Regions from separate parts of the Homo sapiens genome. Here regions 2, 3 and 4 are each linked to region 1. A link is a contact called in ENCODE Hi-C or POLR2A ChIA-PET data. All regions are on one chromosome and are shown on one strand. The core of a region is the stretch at or near the end of the contact, and the rest is flanking DNA. Distances in the headings are between cores, read along the strand shown. Region 1 has its middle 230 kb from the start of LINC02227. Region 2 has its middle 42 kb from the start of LINC02227. Region 3 has its middle 140 kb from the start of LINC02227. Region 4 has its middle 90 kb from the start of LINC02227.

Region 1 (2,932 bases), core at 420-2,919:
AAACCTGATTCCTGCTCAAGGCTCTTATTGCAAAATCTTAGAACTGGAAGGGACTTCGGAGATGACCTAACCCGACAAATATATAATATTCATCTTTCTACTGTCCAATCCTGTGCCCATAGCAATGGCAGCCATTGCTAATGGATGACAGTGTTCTCTCTGGAAAGGCCTAAATGCAGCCTCAGAACCCTTTAATGCCTAGTGATCCAAGCAACAGTGGAGTTGACCACCAACTCCAACCAGGACCTTCAACGTTTAGCTTCGCTCTCTTCACATGCTTCCTTCTTGGGTCTGTAGGATGAGGGACTTGGGGAATCTCGCATGGGCAATACAAGAATTTCTGTCTTCATTTGATGTTACCAGGAGCAACTGGAGATCTTGGGAAAAAGCAAATAGGTCAGGAGATATGAAGTTAGGGTCTAGTCTTGGTATTGCCACAAAGGAGCTGAGGGATCATAGGCAAGACACAAGCTCTCTGGACCTCAGTTTTCCTCATCTGTAAAATGAAGGGCTTGAGAGGACTACACAATGGCCCTGGGCCTTCTTTCAGAAGTGTGGCCTTGGGATGTTTTTGGTATGTTGAGATATATAGTGCTGATAGATGTTCCCTGCTCCTGAGAGGCAGGGTCTATGTTGTGCACATGCCCTACTCCAGCAAGGGCAAGCATGGGACCATCCCGCTGCCCCTCCATACTCCCATGCCTGTAGCAGACATTGACAGTCATTCACAGCACTCTTTTCTGCCCCATATGGATTTGATCTTAGAATCCTTCTCACTCTCTTTGGCAAGGGGTCTGAGCAGCCACCACCAACTGATCAGAGTTTGCAAGAGAAAAGAAAACCATCTGCCATCTGTTATGGGCTGAATTGTGTTCTTCCAGAAGTTGATGTTGAAGTCATAAACCCCCACTATCTCAGAATGCGGGCATATTTGGAGATAGGGTCTTTACAGAAGGAAAGACGAAACCGTGATAGAAAAAGGAAAGAGAAAGAAAGATTGCCACTTAACTCCAGATGGAGCCTAAGCCATCCTCTAGACTGCTTTGGGAAATTCTATTTTGTTTTGCTTTGGAAAAAATCACCTGAAGGCTGGGCGCGGTGGCTCACGCCTGTAATCCCAGCACTTTGGGAGGCTGAGGCGGGCGGATCACAAGGTCAGGAGATCGAGACCATCCTGGCTAACACGGTGAAACCCCATCTGTACTAAAAAAATACAAAAAACTTAGCCATGTGTGTGGCGGGTGCCTGTAGTCCCAGCTACTTGGGAGGCTGAGGCAGGAGAATGGCGTGAACCTGGGAGGCGGAGCTTGTGGTGAGCCGAGATGGTGCCACTGCACTCCAGCCTGGGCGACAAAGCGAGACTCCGTCTCAAAAAAAAAAAAAAAAAAAAAAAAAAGTCACCTTAAGTCCCAAGCATCAGACGCAGACTGTTGGCTCACCTAGAACGTTCTAGCTTTTTCTAGGAACTAAGGCCACAGATGGAAACAAAATCAGGCACTGGAGAAATAGGGGTGATTGGAAGACACTTAAATCTTCAACAAGGCTAAAGGGTTAAATCACATTTTTTCAGACCTGTTGGGGTTTGACTGGCTGAGACTTAAAAAGAGAAGCTGGGAACCAGGGAGCCTGCAGCTGGGAAAGTTTTTCTTCTCGCCTCTCAGCTAAGGGTCTGGCATTTCACCTGCTAGATGGCGCTGTCCTCTAAGGAAAGGCACCAGCTCAGCTTGAATGGGGGCTCAGTCAAGGAAACAGGGAACAACTAAAGTTGAAAAGAATTGATGGGCGGGAGTAGAGGGGATGGAGGCAGCCCTTTCCCCAGCAGCAACATCTCCTTCTGTGGTAGTGGCTCTTGTTCTCTTTATAGCTTTTATTTTGCAGTGTGGGAGTTTTGTATACTTCATCTGAAAAGTTACAGGGCCTTTGCTCTGAAGGAAAGTGAATAAGAAAATGAGCATGTGTGTGTGTGTGCGCACGTGTGTGTTTTGTGTATTATTGTCAGGAGGCAGGGATGGTCATGGAGGTCCCACCCCAAGGCTGCAACCTACAAATGACACGTCTCAGCCCTGGTCTTTGGCCTTGACTTACACCAGATCAGTGGGAAAAAGAAACAGTAAGTCCTTTCTCTATCCTGCCTGTAGAACCAGATGCCTGGGACTCTTGGTGGCTTTGCTCTGAAACCTTCTAGCTCAGCTCCATTTAGGGGCAAACTGCATGTAGGCACTGAGACCTCCGTTTCCGTGCAATTTTATTGTTAGACTGACAGGCTGGCTCCTGGTCTGCATGTGAAATCAGGGACACAGCCTGCAACTACTCCCACTCTATCAGCAGCCAGAAAGAAGGAAAACAAAGATAAGGGGAGGGGTGATGGGGGGATGGAAACCAGGAGGGGACCCATGAGGGAGGGGAGGGAGGAGCAGAGAGAGGAGACAAGGGACAAAGAACAGAGGTGAAAGATGAAGGGTGTGGGGAAGGGAGAGTGGGGCAAGGATGACCAGGTGTCCAGAAAGGAAGAAAAGGGCAATGGGGAGAGGCCACTGGGAAGCAGAGAGGCCGGCAGGCTGGCAGAAGTGGGAAGAAGACACAAGTGAAGGGAGGGGAGGGAGGCTTCCTTAAGCAAACAGGAAGACAGGAGGAAGGGAAGTCTAGTAATTAGGGAAAAGCTGACCAAAACCCAGAAAGGAGGAGAAGACTACTACAGTAAGGAAGCTGCAGAAAAGCCAGGCAGGAGATAGAGACAAGGAAGCTTTGAGGCAGGAGGCTCTGGAAACAAGGGAGGCAGAGAGCAGAGCTGAGCTAAGAAAGGAAAAAATCCAGGAGAGGGAACCAGGAAAACAACACAAATGAGAGTGAAGGAACAGGGAAAGAGCCATTAAAAGAATGCTTACCTTATAGTCGTAAAAACTGGAATGTGTGTGTTTTGGCCTGCGGCCAT
Region 2 (2,731 bases), core at 219-2,718, 280 kb after region 1:
AGAGAATGACTGGCCTGCAGAGGGCCTTTGTGCTATGTCCTCCAGTAGCTCACCTTACCAGTGGGGAAACAGAGGCCCAGGGAAGGAGAGGGACTTAGTATAAATGTCTCAGCTAGTTAGGTGTGGGACAAGGACTAGCTCCAATGTCTCCTGACTCTGTAGCCTAGCAAATTTTCTACTTATAAATAGGACTTACCAAAAAGACTTCCAGGAAATTCTTGCATCCTTACCCGCTGCCAAGTGAACCCTGAGCCCCTTCTCCCAAGAAAGATGTTTCCTTCCCAGCTGCTACCCACTCCCAACAGGATCAACTCTAATTCAACTCTATCAATGAGTGTAAGAGAATCATTGAATCTATGGACAGATTTCAGTTTTGAAGACAATATCACACTCAATAAAAAATGCCAAGGACTTTCCCCAGCTCTGCTATTCTGCAGTGTGGTTATTTATTATATACTCATATGTCATTGCGGTTTTTTCTTCGTATGTTTAAATTCTTTTTTTCCCCACCAGTAAACCACATTATTTCAGACCAGTGAGACATATCCACATGGACTAGTGAATATGACAAATTCAGTCATGTTTTCGAAGAAAAGCGTTTTCGTTATGTGAAAGTAACTCCATAAACCCAGTTAGGAGACTACATTTCTTATGAGAAGTCCTTAAAACATCTGCTTTAAGGAACATACATTCCACAAATGTTTTTGAGTGCCTGCTGTACACTGCTGTGATGATTGTTGGAATAACAAAGATGAAAACAGTTACTCCCCTCCCTGAAGAAGTTTATGGTGGAGTGGGGGTATAATAATTAGCTAATCAAGATGATAGTGTTTGTCAGACACCAGAGTCTCTAAGACAATTGATAAAATGAATCTTTTTCATGCAGCTTAAATATCTTACAATCTTCTGCCTCAGAATTTTCTTTATGCTTCTAATATTCTCAGCAAACCTTTTCATGGTGGAAAGTAAAAGGGCAAGCTCAGCCCAGCTCCAGTTCAAGGGATTGCAAATTCTGACTCAGTAAAGCAAGACTTGATGAGGTATTCCTTGCACACAGCAACCCCCCACTGAGCACATAACCTTTCTTGTACCAAATAATGAATCCACATGTATGCGCTGGTCTGATGAAGGCAGAATATCTTATTGTCCTAACCTCCGCAAAAGACACAAGGGTGTGTCTTCCATTGGCCCCATCTCTAAATCACCTCTAACCCAGAAGTCCCAGTCTGTCCCCGGGCAGAGGTCAGGGGAAAAGGGCTCCTGTTATCTGGCTTTGCTGATACGCCAAGCTAATGGCATGAAGCTCTCTTGGCCTTCCAGAATGGAAGAAACAGAACACCAATTTAAATCATGAAAAAAGTCAGTGAATCTATCATCATTAATCTTGCTGTCAGTTTTAATTTTGGGGACATTACCTCACTCAACACCAGTTGAAAAGAGCTGCCAAAGCCGATGATGTCATCATCACTAGCCGCGTCTGACCCTGCCTGCTGATTCTCAGAGCTTGGAGCAAGTTAATAAATCCCCTGGCGCTTGGACACACAGTGGAGTTTTATTACAATGAAGGTATAACCCATGATGTTGTTTCAATTAAATGGCCTGAGAAAATACTTTCTTGTGTTTAACAAAACTGTAAAACATAATTATCCTCATGCAGTTGAGTCTGTTCATTGTGCTGACATGATGATTATATATCCTCTTCCCCACCTCTCTCTCACACAAAGACAGATGCACATCTCAGAGAGGAGAGGAAGGAATTTCAAACATGGATCTAAAGACAGCTGAAGATTTTGCGTATGTATCTTTTCTAGGTTACCACCTCATTGGTTGCTGCATATCTGCATAACCACACTGAAGCATCCAGGCGCTTTCTGTGTGAAAGGCAGTTGAGAGAAGTTGGGGCTTGGCATCTGAGCAGAACCTTGACTCTCTTCAAAAGGGGGCTGACACACTGGAGAAACCCTGGAGACCAACAGCTGGCTTGCACAAAACTCGGACCTCATTGCTCTTCAAATATTTATGAATAATTTTCTTCAACGTGTTTGCTAACTGTTAAGAATATTAGTTTTTGCTGGTCTTCTTACTCATGGCCCATCTGAAGTCCCCTGGCCTGACCCTCCTGTGAAGTCATCCCGCTGAACGGGCGCCACCGGGTCGGGGCATTGCCATAGTGTCAGCCCACGGGGCCATAAACACAGGCTTTGCTGGATCCCTGCCCCTTCAACTGGGGGAGGCTGGGTGGTAAGATGAGAAGGCGCCTTCCTTCCAGCCCATTTTCTCCAAAGCAGCAAGTTTCGAGAACGTCACATTTGATACATGGCATAGAAGAGGAATATCCTCAAACACAACTTTCGGGTGATTATCTCCTATCCTAAGTGCCATCTGTATGGTATTATGCTTATGTGACTGCATGAATGTATATATGGACACACACACATATACACATTTTTAAGTTTTCAAGCAAAATGAGTATTAGTAAGTATGAGAAACCTGGCCCAAGTCCCCATGAGTCTCCTCCCTCTGACTTATTCCAAGTGACTCCTGCTAAACTCTTTTCCCCCCATCCCAGTGAGCTTCCCTAAATGGCTTTCATCAGTCATGCCAAATGGTACACTTGGCTTTGCACAGAGCACAAATGAGGATGCACGAAGCCCCTAAAGCTCATTTTCCATGCCCATCTCAAACAGGAAGTGATCCTAGATCTCCAAGGGTAAGTGAGCAGTACACAAAT
Region 3 (2,922 bases), core at 368-2,867, 380 kb after region 1:
CACCAATCCCACACAGCCAAAAATACTTACTATCTGAGCCTTTACAGAGAAAGTTTGCTGACTTCTAATCTACTTTGTTCAGGACAGGGATCACATTGACCCCTTCTATACAAGCAGTGCCCACTACAGTGTGGAGTTAGTGAGGGCCCAATAAGCATGGAGTGGTTGGGTGAGTGGTTGACCCGTGGGTTGGAGAGGAGAATCAGGAGGGCTCATGCCCTCTCTTCCTTGTACAGAGATCCCTTAGAACACATGCAGCACACACACCTCAGATGCTGCCATCTCTTTAAGAGCTGATGTTGGGATTCTCCCTGATTCTTTCCCACTTCCTTCCCCAGTAGTTACTTGACCAGGAACACGTGGATTACATTTCACTTAAAAACACAGAGGGAATTTCAAATTAGCAGGAAACATGTTTGGCAAAAACTAAAATACTTTGCAAACCATCTGGGATGTTCTCTTGTTAGTACTGGAGCTGAGTGCCACTGTCCTCCATGGAGAAATGATTTTTTACAAAATCCACATTAGTTCCAAGACAAAAGGACTCTGCACACTTAAGCAAGACCAACGGGAGTGAATAATGTTGGCCTCACTATGTCTTGAGAAAGGAATTGGCAAGCAATTGTATGTAAAACGAAGGTGGGAGTTCAAGGACATTTTGGAGAGACTCACAGCAAGAACTATTGCATAAGGCGGCCATGTACCATTTCCAAATTATATAATAGTTACCATTACTGAGTATTTCCCATGTTCTAGCACAAGCACCTTACACCTTTACCACAAGTAATCCTCCCAACAACCACATGAAATAGGTCCTATTATTGTCCACATTCCAATTAAAGGAAACTAACAATTAGCTTAAATAATTTTCCCCCAGGCCACACAGCTGGTAAGTGTTAGAGGCAGGGCTCAAACCCAGATCCAGGACTAGCTAACTCCGGGCTCTGTGCCTCCTACCATTATTCTACACTGGACTCCCCATAAGTTTCCCTGTGGCATTAGTTATGTTTCCCATGCCCTTTGAGTACAGCAGTGCTGGGCATACGGTAAGCATGCAATAATTACTTATTTCCTCATTCATGTATTTAAAAATATGTATCAAAACTTACTATATGCTAGGCACCATGACAGGTGATAGGGATTCAATGGTGATGTAAGACTGGTGGACTTAAATTAATTTTTTAAAGGCATCATGGGATTTTGTATCGGCTATCTCTGTATCTAGAAGATGTCAGACTCATGGAAGTTTTGTCCATTTTATTCCCTTTGCTTATCCATTCTTTCTTGTTTACAGAAAGACTTAATTTTCTGTCTCATATCTCTGTCCTTCTTGCCCCACTATTTTTCCCCCTTCTCCAAAAATCCCAGCCCCAAAAACAGTCTACATATTGTGAAAAAGATTTCTCAAACCACAAGGGTGATGTAACTTTAGGCCTGTGTTTTCTCTCTCACACACACAAAATATTGGATATGAGTGAGATTTTAAAAAATTGGTTTTTAAATGTGATGAAAAGAGTGTCCTTTTCACCAGAACAAAACAACCCTTAATGCTGAAGCCTCCTTCCCGATATGGTTGGCTTCCAAATATGAAGAAATCTGTGCATTGGGCCACAGGCTCCAGACAAAGTCTGAGGACAAAGGAAACCTGTGGACTGGAAAGATCATCGATGTTTAGAATGAACTGGAGGCTCCCTCCAGGTTTTGGAGACTGTGGTTAAAGACATGGCCTATATTTCAATGGGCAGCAGCCCAGCAAGGCTCGTTTGTAATCCAGCTGATACGACAGGGTTTTTGCCATGGGAAGTGTTTGCATTTGAGCATTTCTCAGCCAGTCACTAGCCATCAATTACTTAGGAGTCAGATCTTGGCCAGAGGCCCCCGTTCCACAAAGTATGTCATTCTGTATTCACAGAAATGGAGTTTACAGTCCTGCCGCTAAATTAAAACTGGTGCTTCCAAATTAAAAGCAGACAGGACAGATGTGCAGGGAAGAAACGGAGACTCACATCTTTTGTGAATCAGCTAATCCTTGTGCCAGAACTTGAAATCAGCTTTTCCTGTAGAGGCCTCGACTACACCACACCTATGTAAGCTGCATTAAATGAGGTGGAATTAACATTTTACCAGATATTTCCTCTGCTCTGCCATCTGGACAAGGATAAAGAGCTCGGTGAAGCCCAGAATCCCAAAAACTGTGCAACATGAGAACATGGGGCCAGCACCTGAGGGTGGCCACATCTAGCCTGTCCCCTCATTGAGCAATATGAAGTCATGTAGGACACCAGAGGGTGGATGAAAAGCATGTGAACCAAGTATGCTGCTTCTAACGATTAACGGTTCAAGCACAATCTCAAAACTCCAGTGTCTGCACTCCTCTAGGGAAAATGATAAAAAATACGATTTTCACTATTCTGCCTGCTCCGTTAATCACCTCATGATATAAATATTAGCTTTATTTTATAGGGCATTTATGATATTAAATTTGAAAACCTCAAATATGATCTGGCAAATTCATGCTTAAAAACCTTCAGTGGCTTCTCATAGCCCTCACGATTAAGAGCAGCTTCCTTGATTGGGTCACTAAAGCCTGCAGGGTCTGGTTTCCACCTCATGTAACACTACTTCTCTCCTCTACTCTGTGCTGCAGACACATTGACTTTCTTTCCATTTCTCCTGCACACCATATTCTCTTCCACTTCAAGTTGTTCCTTCTGCTGCAAAGCTTTTCCAGCCATCCTCTTTTATAACCTCATTATTAAGAAAAAAATTCACATACACACAATTCACCCACTTAAAGTGGACTATTCAGTGGTTTCAAGCATATTCATAGAGTGGTGCAAGCATCATTACATCTATTTCAAAACGTTTTTATCACCCTTTAAAAAACCCTTTTACCTATAAGCTTTCACTTTCCATTTTCCC
Region 4 (3,096 bases), core at 128-2,627, 320 kb after region 1:
AGAAAAAACCACCAAGTGAAGGAAGCTGAGAGGACCCTGCTCTGATGCTCCAATTCCCATTGCCTAAGAGGGTGCCCAAGCATCCCTCATCTTTGGTCTTTTCACAAAAACTACACTGCCTTCTTCAGCTGCCTGTAAAACTCAAAAGCTCTTTGTGCTGGGGCCATGTAACCACCTCCTCAGAAATCGTGAAGTTCTGTGAACACCTACGAGTTGGAATTCCACAGGATGGGATCTGATTGATTTTCTAAAAGTGGACAGTTGCTCACAGAACCTGGAATAAACCCACCAAGGACTTGTATGGGAGGAGAAAAAAAAAAACAAAAAACCTTCTTTTTCTGCAAAGGAGAATCTGCTTAAACTTCTAAATGAGGCCTGGACTACGTTTGATTTTGACAAGGAATGGGTGCTCCCTTCGTACCCCACCTGATGACCCCTGCCTCCTTTTGTTAGTGTTTTTCTGAGCTTCAGTCTGTGAGGCTGGGAAGAAAAGCCACGTAATGAAATAAGTAGTGCTGCCAACACCCTCTGTAACAACTGCCAGGCATGTGGGATGGGCCCATCAATAAGAAAGATACAATATTATCTTGAGGCCAATGATGAATGTTTGAAATCCAGGAAGGACAAAGGTATCCTTCTCACTTTGTCTTGGGGTGTCTTTCAAGAGACTCTGGATGTTCTCTTGATTTCTTTCCCTCCTTCCTTTTCACATTTTCCCAGGTTCCCAGCTATATACTATAGTTTTCCTTGTTCTAGAAACAGTCTCATTTCAAGTATACACCTTTCTTCGTGGAAATAACCAGGCTCTTTTTCTCTGAATCTTCAGGGTGTCAGAGTAACAATGGGGCACCAACAAACTCATGAACTTCTCTCTTGTTCTCACATAGCCTAACTGATGCACTGTTATGTGAGAAGACCTCCTTCCCACCAGAAGTGAGAGAGGGAGGGTCAGAGGAAATTAAGAGAACACAGAGCCCATCTTGCCACCAAAGGAACATGGAACTTGCTATGTTATTTGCACACTAAAAGAGAATTATAAAAGATAGGACCATGCTTAAAACAAGGAATTACTGGTGGACTTTCATGTCAGTGTGGGAAATATTGGAGATAAATGTATCTTCCCAGAACCCATACATCCTGCTTATAAAATTGGAACCTCTTCAGATATAATCAGATTCCTTACTATGAGAGTAACCCAATTTACAAATCCAGTTCCTGTAATTTATGTTGAAGCTATTAATATTTACTTGCCCAGAATTTTTAACTATCCATTTTTTTTCTCATCTTTCTCCACTTTCCTCCTCTCAGTATACAACCACTGGAAACGAATTACATAATGCTAGGAAAAAGGCCAAGGAGTCATTGGCCTGAGTTGAGACTCATCCTTGCAAACACCCCAGAGTTCTCCTATCTCAGTGCTGTTTGTCTGTAGGATGGATTAGGGAGGTGTTCGTTTATCCACCCACGGCAGAGTGCAGGTTATGTGATTGTGAACCTTGTGACATTTCCAAGATGGAACATATTCAGCTTTTGATGAGATTATTAGCTTTCCCCTTGTCCGAGTCTAACAAATGAAAACCAGATTTGCATGTATAAATAACAATCAAGCGCTGAAATGATTTACTTAGTAAAGTTACTGTTTTGGAAACTAAATCGATGTGTCATGTCAAGATCTGATCTGCCCTCCACTCACATGGCAAAGGAGACTTCTCCAGGGTCTACTAGAAAAAAAAAGTTGGAATCCTATTAATAGTTTACTCTTGTCACGTGAGAATTACAGTGGAGTTTAGCTATGAGAATAAAAGCTCAAAATAATGTTTCTGAAAACATCCTGATAGTAGCATGTGCTATTTCTTATTGTATTCAAGACACACATGAATAACTCTCCCCCAGAAGGAAAGGAAACAAAGCAAAGGGCAACATATTTTCCCACTGTGTAAATTTCCTTCCTTAAGTAGAAATAGTTAGAATTGGAAGGCAAATCCTATGGTCATTACATTTCAGAATGCGGACATGATGACAGCTTCAAAGGTGTGTCGGGCTACACTTGTGCGTGCTCTTTTTAAAAAAGACAATAGGCATTGAAAATTAAGCACTGCATCAAAGCCTTCCAATTCTATTGAGACGAGTCTATAAAAAACTAAGGGATGCAGGGATATTTCTGTGTAAATTACGTGGAGGGTTCAGTGTATGGGAATCATGGTCTAGAATGCTCCAGAGACCACATACAATTCTGCGTCTGAGTGGTATTGTCAGAGATGATGACTACGGCTAGTATGGAATCATCTGCAGTTAATTCTAGTCACTGTCCTGGCATCAAATCAAGGCTTTTAGTTTGAATTAACTCTCTAAATGTTCAGAGACCTCACTGTAAAGCCACTAAATATAAAATGAACTGGAATAGTTGATAGTACTGAACTGGAGCCCGTTTAGAGTCCAAAGACCAGAGGGCAGAGTAAAATGGGAAAAGATCAATCATTTAGACCAAATCCCAGTTCTTTTCTTTACCAGCTGAACGGCTTTGAGATAAATAGTCTAATTTTTTTAAGCCCCAGTTTCTTCATTTGCAAAATGGAAACAGTAATATCTAACTTGCAAGGGTATTGAGAACTTCAGAGAAACTGCAAGTGAAGTTCTGGGCACATTGTAGACACTCAATAACTAGTATTATTTTATTTACTTACTCAACTTATTTATTTATTATAGCATTCAATGCACCTCTCTATACTTAAAAGTCCTAACCTGGGGGCCTAAAGATATATGGGATCTAAATCCAAACCCCTCTACTGAAATTGTGTGCAAAGGCCTGGGCATAGGGACATTTTCTTGAAGATGAGTGTTCATAATTTTGTAATATTCTACAAGGGTCCATGATCAAAAGAAAGGTTAAAAGCCACTACTTTCCGATTTGGCTTCACCTATGTGTTGACCTCACAGCATGGAATGAAAACAAAAATATTTGTACTTCCTGATTCTTTCCCTCAGTTGTATGTATGCTGCGCCCAGTTGTTCTGTCTCCAATGTAAAGAAAAGTTCTGCGTATATATGGATACGTGGGTGTTCACATGGACATGCATGCTTGTGGGTTTAGGGGAT

What was found. A loop is a pair of places that touch in the nucleus more often than their neighbours do. ChIA-PET counts read pairs that join two places held with the same protein, here RNA polymerase II (POLR2A). Pooled maps may share reads with other maps.
Region 2: a loop to region 1 is called in a map of left cardiac atrium, with 2.2 times the contacts of the local background. The contact joins two enhancer-like sites. A Hi-C loop is called at or near these places in 2 of 168 maps with a recorded cell type or tissue (left cardiac atrium and sigmoid colon) and 1 of 50 pooled maps. POLR2A ChIA-PET finds 5 or more read pairs at or near these places in 3 of 52 experiments (HEK293T, PC-3 and WTC11).
Region 3: a loop to region 1 is called in a map of heart right ventricle, with 2.2 times the contacts of the local background. The contact joins two enhancer-like sites. A Hi-C loop is called at or near these places in 1 of 168 maps with a recorded cell type or tissue (heart right ventricle), 5 of 37 single-sample maps with no recorded cell type and 3 of 50 pooled maps.
Region 4: a loop to region 1 is called in a map of Ramos, with 2.2 times the contacts of the local background. The contact joins two enhancer-like sites. A Hi-C loop is called at or near these places in 3 of 168 maps with a recorded cell type or tissue (Ramos, Right ventricle myocardium inferior and heart left ventricle) and 6 of 50 pooled maps.

What each region holds. Positions count from the first base shown.
Region 1 is chr5:158,173,427-158,176,358 of GRCh38, forward strand. No RefSeq gene overlaps it. Among named protein-coding and RNA genes, the nearest start is that of LINC02227, 230 kb to the right of the region's middle. Within about 2 kb of position 1,670, at least 6 of the 41 ENCODE cell types and tissues checked have a DNase peak (open chromatin) inside an H3K27ac peak, as active enhancers do; they include heart right ventricle, where a contact is called at or near this core.
Region 2 is chr5:158,450,348-158,453,078 of GRCh38, forward strand. No RefSeq gene overlaps it. Among named protein-coding and RNA genes, the nearest start is that of LINC02227, 42 kb to the left of the region's middle. Within about 2 kb of position 1,469, at least 4 of the 41 ENCODE cell types and tissues checked have a DNase peak (open chromatin) inside an H3K27ac peak, as active enhancers do.
Region 3 is chr5:158,551,890-158,554,811 of GRCh38, forward strand. No RefSeq gene overlaps it. Among named protein-coding and RNA genes, the nearest start is that of LINC02227, 140 kb to the left of the region's middle. Within about 2 kb of position 1,618, at least 7 of the 41 ENCODE cell types and tissues checked have a DNase peak (open chromatin) inside an H3K27ac peak, as active enhancers do; they include heart right ventricle, where a contact is called at or near this core.
Region 4 is chr5:158,497,779-158,500,874 of GRCh38, forward strand. No RefSeq gene overlaps it. Among named protein-coding and RNA genes, the nearest start is that of LINC02227, 90 kb to the left of the region's middle. Within about 2 kb of position 1,378, at least 2 of the 41 ENCODE cell types and tissues checked have a DNase peak (open chromatin) inside an H3K27ac peak, as active enhancers do.